Linked DNA regions of Homo sapiens: region 2 is linked to region 1. A link is an interaction called in ENCODE POLR2A ChIA-PET data of the cell type or tissue named here. Cell type or tissue: GM12878. All regions are shown on one strand. Links, peaks and the distances in the headings refer to the core of each region. The heading gives the core; the rest is flanking DNA.

Region 1 (4,396 bases), core at 397-4,396:
GTCAGGAGAAAGTCCATCCAAGGGACAGAGCTTGGACAGTGCACCTGGTCATCTATTTTGTGTGAAAGGAAAACTGGCCTGATGTTAGAATACATACAGAGTGAAAGGTGGGGGTAGTGGAACATGGAGGGACAAGGGAGCGGGCAGGAAGTGTGAAGATCTTTGTAACCTGTGCTAAAGCTCAGCAGAGAGAATCCACCATGGAAGAACCACTAACTGCCAAGTTGACAGAATGGATTGGCTTTCTGACATCAGCCAGCTTCAGCCATCGGCCACCCTGGTACTAATGCAGTGGACACATTAAGGAAGGTGCATTGTCAGAAGGATAGAGGCTATGCATGGGCCCAGCAAGCAGTATAGGCTCCCACTAATCAACACTGAGTTAGTTACTGTTGCTATCAAACATTCAACCTACCAGCAACAGAGATGAACACTGAGCCCCCGCAAATAGCACCATTCTTTGAGGAGACAGAGACCAATAGCCTCCTTAGTGGCAAGTTAACTTTTTTGGGGCCCCTCCATCCTGCAAGGACCAGAGATTCATTATCACAGGAGAATGTGTATTCAAAATAGCATCCTAACCAAATAATCTTAACCAGTAAGAAACATATTCATTTCCATTTCCAGACTCAAGTCACTCCAGAAAGATTATGCTAAGAGGTGCTGATCATGTTTTCCAACAGCAATTCATACCAACATTCTAGAATGAGCTACAGCTAAAGTCTTAGGCTAATATGCTCCCATCTATGAAATAATCTCCTGGGATTCTTTACTCTGTGCTTTTGCCAATAGTCTGTACATGAACTTAAACTGTCTCAGCACTCAACTAACTGCCTTTGGAATGCCTCCTGTGTTTAGGGGTTGAATATTTTGAACTGCAAGCTTTGCTATCAGGTAAATGGTGGTTGAGGTTATAAAAGCTTGCTAAATGCCATTATAAAATGATTATTTGTGCTATACAAATACTTTCTTCCGTTGTCATTTGGAGGACTGACAAGTCTAAAGTTCACCTTCCTTTGTGAGCTTCTAAGTAAGTAACCGAGGACTTGTACAAAGGCAGATGTTTTTAAATAATGTTTTCTTCAATACTTGGTATTCTACCTGAGCTAGGAGGGAAAATGTGCCTTTCCAGCAGCCAAGAAGGGTAGAAAAAGCTTACAAAGTGGGTACAGCGAGCAGAAAGCTACCACAACATATAAGGAGGATAAGTCTTGACTACCAAGGAAAGGGACAGGATTGGGTGAGCCACGTGGGAACCTAAAGCACCTCTGTCCACTGCTCTTCATTACACATTAGAAAGCACATTTTGGAGAAGAAAGAGATCCATATGGACTGTTTTACAGCACAAGTAGCTTTTCTTTCTTGGGTTAGCTTTCTGTTTACTGGTTTTTACTCTCATGTGTGTATGTTTAACAAACAAAGTCATTTGCAAACTGGGGGATTGGAGGTGGGAGCTGGAGGACAGGGAATGGACAAAGCTCTTCCCAGATTTGATGTCTGGTCAAAGCCTGATTCCAGAGTCTAGGGCCTAAAATCAGGTTATAGTGTCATATATATATGTAAAGAAGCCCCTGGGGCTTTGTGCTGGATAAGCAAATTCAATTGTACCCCCAAGAGAAGCAGCCAGTATGGAGTTTTCTCCTCCATAAAGCTTCAGAGAAGGGACTTCATGGCTCTGAGAAAGTGCTCTGGAAACTGGACCAGTGCATTACAATTAATTGTACTTTACTATAATTTTTGGTTTCTGTAATCAAAAAGTCTTCAAAGTGTTCAGAAGTAGGTAAAACAGAAAAATATGACCTTAAGGATGCAAATGGCAGCAACATTTACAAAATAGTGAAAATTTGACAAATGTTTACTTAAGAATATAAATTTAATTCAGAAGTGTCCCTAGACAAATTGATGAATTTTTTATCTTTCAAATGCCAAAATAATGGAAAGGAAAAGGAAGGGAGGGAGGGAGGGAGGGAGGGGACACTTGAATGGAAGAAAACCGTCGAAGGCATTTTTTTTTTGAGAGTTTGATCATGATAAAACACCTGCTTCCTTTGCTACAAGCCAAGCTAATAATATTCTCAGCTAATGTTTAATGAAAATTAACTGCATGCTAAGAACTTTGAATTATATGGATTATCACATTTGATCCACATAATAACTTTATGAGATAGGTGCTATTTTCTCCTGTTTAACAGATTAGGAAAACTAGGTTTAAAGAGAAAAAGTAACCTGATCCATGTCATTTTCCCAGTAAAAAGTAGAACTGAGATCTTAACTGAGAGGAGTGGGGAGTCTGACTCCAGAATCTATGTGATCAAACATGACACTATACTGCTCCATGAGGAGGGGAAGGGGAGAATCTGGCCAGGCATTAGCTACCTCTCTACCACCTACATGAAGGTCACTCATTTCTGGAAACCAGTCTCGGAAGGCAAGGCCACTGTATACAGTTCTTCAGGTTGTGCACTGCTCAAGAGCACCATTACTAAGGAGATACCATTCACATTGTAGATGTATTTTAACTAATATGAGAGGCTATAGATGGAGGTGAAGATCTGGAGCTCTAGCACTGGAAGCTGCTGACCAAGTCGTGGGAGAGCAGCACACACAGCTGTGCACACAGTTACCAGCACACACTATGCACAATTGTCCTGTCATGGCCAAACTCCAAGTACCCCATAGAGTTGTTTCTCTTCCTCTTCTGTTGCTTTCAGTGACTCAATTTCTACCCTCAATCTGCCTTCAAATTTGGAAGGGGAAATGCATGGAGAATACATGCTGCCATCTATGGCTACAGCAAATTACACAACAATATACCAACTGAATTTATTCTTAAGGAAGAGTTGCCCTTTCTAATTGGTCAGAGGTGCCGTATTATCATATCTATCAGGGGTCCTAGTGAAGGTCCCTAATTGCAGCTTGCAGCACCCCCCATCCCCTTGTGCCCATTCATTGTTGAGTGCTTCAGCTGTACAAGCCATTTTAATGTCAGTTTGAGACCAACAGAGACTGGAAGATCACATCTTTTACAAGGAAAAGAAAAACCCATAAACTATTTTCCAAAGGGAAATATTGGGGTATTTTTCAACTGTGTCATCTATTTGGGTAAGCCACACTTCTCAGTGTCCTCTTTCCATGAAGATCATCTCATTTACTGTATTATGCTTTGTCAGGGACGTGAATTAGTAACCACCAGATCATGCAACTCTGAAGTCAGTGACCCAAGCTGCCCAAAGTTCTTCTCTATGAGAGTTGGAGGGGCCAGGTCAGCTGGAGGGCACCAGCTGCCAGCCAAATGGCAGGGGAATTCCTCTCCTGAATTTTGAATTTTCCCTGCCCTCCTGCCCAAGTTGTTGCATCACTTGTCCGGGAGATGCCTGAATGGGCTGGTAAGCTGGGGCACCCTAAATAGTCTGAGACCCCTGAAGGGGACACAAGAGGAGGAAGGATATGGATCAGTGTTTTCTTTTTTGAAGCTACTGTTACCACTCCTGGAAAAGTTCTTCAGGAATAAGTGACAGTAAGAATGACAAGGGATTAGGACTGGCTTCCTCTTATAAATAATAAAATCCAAAGAGAAGTGACTTGAGGTGAGTGGCAGAGCTACGCCTTGCACCCCGACCTTCCGTTGCTAGCTCCAGCTGCTTTCCAAAATACCACCTTGACTTCTCAGTCTCCAGGTTTAAAGGAGAGCAACTAGAAGTCGTCCAAACACCTGCATCTCATAAGGAGAAGAAAAGTCCACCTGGATCTTGTTTCTGGACTGAGATGGATGGAGAGGCCACAGTGAAGCCTGGAGAACAAAAGGTGAAATGATGCTTTCTCCTGGAGGTTGGGATCTTGCCTCTGAATGTGGGGGGTGAACTGCAGCCATAGCTGTCACACATGCTCCTCAGTGCCCTTCCCAGAGCAGGTGGGCTCCTTCCCAGGAGGCCAGGTAAGGGTTCTAGAGTCCAGAACATAGGGGCTCCCTCTCAGCTCCCTATTATTCTGCTCACACCCACCAGAGTGCATGGTTCCTTAGAAGTCCTGGGTAATTTAGAACCAAAAAAACGTTAGAAAGAGAAGAAACACGGAGAACATGCAGTCAAAGCTCTTCTTTTGTAGAGGAGAGGAACAGAACATTGGCCAAGTTATTGCAGCAGCCTGAGGCTGCTGCAGCCCCTCCTGAGTCCTGGTTCTGTGCTCTCTCCTCTATACTACACTGACTCCTTCCCTTCTTATCTGCTGCCCAGGGGATGTGGGGAGGGGATAGGAGTGAACTGGGGCTCGGAGGGCCAGTAGGCATCTGGGAAGTCATGCAGCAAGCAGCCTGTGCTGAAGCTGAGGTGAGGTGCATGCCCTTCCCAGCAGGATGAGAGGGACAAGAGAGTCCCCTCATATGGTCTCATCCCCTAAA
Region 2 (4,396 bases), core at 206-4,205, 86 kb before region 1:
TCTCAATCCCCCATGATTTGGCTCATTACCTGCACTTCTAGGCCTGCTTTGTCCGCACCTTCCAGCCCATTAGGCACTTCCCCCGAAGGTCCTATTACCCTCCCTAAAGTTTAAAATGAACTGATACTTGGGAGCTGCTCTGAAGGCAACCAGGGAACCAGCTGCTCTTGTTTACCCATGTGGACAGAGAATGCTAAGAACAACAACAACAAAAAACTGCATCCACTGGGACCTCCCAAGAGCCCTCCAGCAACGCACCTCTCGCCTCTGTCCAGAATACACTTAAGCACACCTGCTACAACCAGGGCTTCTCATTTTCTGGAGTACAAAACTAAACCACACTTCCTATCTCAAATTACCACACTGGCAAAAGTAGGAACATTCTGTCCTGCCTGTTAAAAAACAAAACCACCTGCCACTGCCACCTGATTAATTTCAGAGACAATGTAACCCATCTCTTGATAGACAATGGAAAACTGTTTCAATCCTGAAATTCTCTTCCACCTTCTTTAAGCCAGGTTCAACTCCTTTTCTTAAACTTAAACTCATTTTCCTTTCATAAACTTGCTTAGATAAAATGAAGACTTGAGGCTGGGCGCAGTGGCTTATGCCTGTAATCCTCACTTTGGGAGGCCAAGTTGGGTGGATCGCCTGAACCCAGGAGTTTGAGACCAGCCTTGGCAACATGGTGAAACACTATCTCTACTAAAAATATAAAAATTAGCCAGTCTCATAACCCGGTCTCAAAATAAATAAATAAATGTATTTTAAAAAAAAGATTTACAAAAAAAATGAGGACTTGATAACTTCCCTCGTGTAAATGGAAAAACTCAAGCCTGGAGAAATTAAGAGCTTTGCCCATGGTCCCACAATAGACAGTCAAGGTCAGGGTTCTGACCAGTCTCCTGATCTCATGACTGCCCATTCAGTCCCAGCTGCCAGCTCCTGTGCCTCATGTCAGCACTTGACAAAGGTTCCCTCACGGTAAACACAACTTGCTCTCCATTCTAATCCTGAAGGATGGTCTAGGAGAGCAATGGTTCCCAGCCTTTTCAGGACCCAGGACGTCTTCTTTTATTGGCTCTAAAGAGGCCTAATATTTAGAAATATGCTGCCCATAAAGCATGTTTCATTAGTGACATTTTATCTTTATTCATCAGAAGTCAGAACTGCTGATTATCTCCTGCCAGTTGACAGGCATGAAATAACCAAGTTCGTATAACTACGGTCAAACACTAAGAAAGCTGATGTTTCAGTTAACCACTATGGCTATAGTTGATGCTGCCCAATTTCCATCAAATATCTTAAAATATTGAAAACAGCTTACAATATAGAACTTCTTAGGAGAGCAAATTAGTAATACTGATGAACATTTCCAATGTGTCTATCTTTTCTATTATTTCTGTAGGAAAAGTTGCTGTCACAAATGTGCAAAGGTGTACGTGTAAGAATGGTCACTGCAGCACTCTTTGTGATGATGAAAAACTGGAAACAATTTAAATACCTATCCGTGGAAAGCTGGCATATCCATACAATGCAGAATGAGGTAAATCTGCATTTATCAACATTAAAAGGATGTCCACAAGACAGTAACTTATTTAAAAAAATAAAAAAGGAAATGGCAGCTGAACAGAATATGAACAATATGAACCTACCTTTATTAATAGGATATACCAGAATAAGATGTCTAAAAGAATCAAATTTGGAAGAAACAGGAGTCTTTTACTTTTCGCTTTCTAAATCCTTTCTGTAGTTTGAATTTTTTATGAACATACATTGCTTTTGTATTTAGGGAAAGGTACATGGAAGAATTTGTCTGTTCCAGAACTACTCAAAAAAAAAAATTAAAAAGAAAAAAAAAAAGCATGTAGATTTCTCCATTTCTGCTTTTTTTTTTTCCCCCTGAGATGGAGTCTCACTTTGTCACCCAGGCTGTAGTGCAGTGGCGCGATCTCGGCTCACTGCAAGCTCCGCCTCCCGGGTTCAAGCCATTCTCCTGCCTCAGCTTCCCGAGTAGCTGGGACTACAGGCGCCCGCCACCATGCCCGGCTAGTTTTTTTTTTTTTTTTTTTTTTTTTTGTAGTTTTTTTGTATTTTTAGTAGAGACGGGGTTTCACCATGTTAGCCAGGATGGTCTTGATCTCCTGACCTCATGATCCACCCTCCTCGGCCTCCCAAAGTGCTGGGATTACAGGCGTGAGCCACCACACCCGGCCCTCCATTTCTGCTTTCATAAGCCCTGAAACCAGTCCTCTGAGCACCGTAAAGGCACCTCGGCCAGTAGCCCCTCTTCGCCCCATCCCTGGAGCAGTTGAAGTCCCAGTAATGCTCCTTCGGAGGTTTTGGCTCCCTAAAGTCATTCTTCAGCCCTGAAATCCTCAAGCCCAGTCACTTCCCGGAGTCAAAGTTAGCCAACACAGGTGTAATGAGCAGCAAGGGAACAACGGTTAAGCTATTAATAAAGCAGCCGCTGATGTGAACACTAAGCTGCCAGGTGAACCAGCTCCAAAGTACAGCTCTATAGCAGAGGAAAAGGAAGTAAGTTAACACATATACTCATAACTTTATTTTCTCCTTTGACTATGTCTGCAACAGTCTCACAGCCCGACTGTGACGTGAGGAGAGAATAGGGTAAATAAATCACAGTGGCTTTAGGACACCTTCTTCTTCTTAGAGAAGAAAAAGGCATTTAGAGAAACTAGAGTATGGAAAAAAAGAGATTAGAGCCCAGAGCAGGAATTAGAGTCTAGAAGACAGGAAAGAAACCAGGGATTACTGCTTCCCTGACTTGAAAGCCCTCAAGGCAAAGGAACTACAGAAGAGTTAGGAAAGCAGGTAGAAGAGATTCCTACCATGGAGAAAAAAGCAAAGCTAGAAGGACTGACACATGGCATCGTGTAGTCAGAGACTCCCACAATTATCGATCCTGCCCCCCAGCCCCAGCTCTCTTTTGGATCAAGCACCCTAGTAACATTAGTGTACCTCCCTGTAAGAGGTGCATCCTAGATCCCCAAATCTGGGTTACAATATTGTCAAATAAGAGAAGAAAACATTTTTTACTGAAAAAATAATTATTCACAGCCCTCTTTTAAATAGTGAGCTTCCAATACAGCATTTGAGTATGATTCAATATAAACATTTCAGGAATAAATACAACAGGCAGATTGAGTCACCTGTGAAAAATAACACACATTAGATATATGCCCAACACTCTTCTAAGCGCCTTCCTACATTTAGTCATTTAATCCTCACATCACTCTTGGGGGAGACACTGTTAGTATTCCCACTTTTAAAAGGAGTAAACTGAGGCATGGAGAGAACAAGCAACTTGTTCAAGAGCTAAGAAGTCATAAACCCGGGATTCAAACTCAGGCAGTCTGACTCCAGAGGCTATACTCAAACATCATGCTATACTAGTTATCTCTCATGGGGTATTCTGCCCTTAGCACCTGGCTTCTTGCCCTGGCAGAGAAAAGAGACCCTAATTGTAGACCCTAACTCTGCCAACCCCAGTATCACATCCAGCCAGCTGCTTCTGTCCAGCAGGCTCCATGGGTGCTAGGTGAAGAGAGATTATCATTGTCAATCATGAAACTGACAAGGGCATGACATCAAGGTCGAGGCTCTGGGAAAAGCTTTGAACATGAGATAATTCCTGGTCTCATGCTGGTCGGCTGTTTCCACCTGCTGAGATATATATATTCCTTGACTAACTGGCTATATATATATATATATATATAACCACTGAAGTGAGAAGAACTGACTGACAGGATTCTGCAGGAATGGTGCCATCCAGAAGCAGAGGCAAGAGTTAGCATTCCTTGAAGTTCCCCAAAATATGTGGGGAACAGAGTCCCAGATCTTTTGGGAAGCTATGCAGCCTATGATGCTTAGAAATACAGATGCTTGGGGACAGGAAATGATGCTTCATCTCCTCGCAAACCCTCCTGCTGTTTCTATCTAAAAGACAGGCATAGAAATGAAAATGCTCATGTGAAAGCTGTCCTCAAAAAAATGAACCTATAGGGAAAATAGTTTACAAAGTACAAAGGCTAAACCTGTGAGAAAGTAAGATGCCCAAGACACTGTGAGAAGCCAAGTGTCAGGGCTCATTCCCCTCAGGCCTGTAGGAAGGAAACCAAGCAGCACTGGCTCCCATCTGCAATTTCTACAATGAGCAGCACTCTCCCAAAACTTAGCCCAACAGATAAAGCTGGTAACATTACCAGCTCCAAGTAATTCCTGCACCTGCAACTGTGCCTTACTCATTGTGTGTACAATAATGTTAGTTCTAACTTCCATCAGCAAGCCAGTGTGCAAACATCCCAGGAGACAGAGATTCAGTTTAAGAAAGCAGTAAGAAACTGCTGGACTACACCAGTAGTCAAGCCCCAAG

Evidence for each region. ChIA-PET counts read pairs that join two places held together with the same protein. Peaks named below come from ENCODE experiments on the same cell type or tissue, not always from the same donor. Only the 100,000 strongest peaks of a DNase experiment are listed, where the experiment ranks them.
Region 2: POLR2A ChIA-PET joins it to region 1 with 8 read pairs; 7 of 35 experiments call an interaction of 5 or more read pairs at or near these places.

The regions. Positions count from the first base shown.
Region 1 is chr1:206,969,495-206,973,890 of GRCh38, reverse strand. It overlaps FCAMR (Fc alpha and mu receptor), which reads left to right and starts at 3,431. Exons shown (of 8, transcript NM_001170631.2): 1 at 3,431-3,804. The coding sequence starts at 3,766. RefSeq lists enhancers at 2,324-2,373, 2,454-2,563. In GM12878, for the core only: no CTCF peak of the experiment used is centred there; a DNase peak (open chromatin) is centred at 2,670; H3K4me3 peaks cover 401 bases.
Region 2 is chr1:207,054,986-207,059,381 of GRCh38, reverse strand. The region is part of intron 2 of PFKFB2 (6-phosphofructo-2-kinase/fructose-2,6-biphosphatase 2); the gene reads right to left. Among named protein-coding and RNA genes, the nearest start is that of PFKFB2, 3.9 kb to the right of the region's middle. In GM12878, for the core only: no CTCF peak of the experiment used is centred there; no DNase peak of the experiment used is centred there.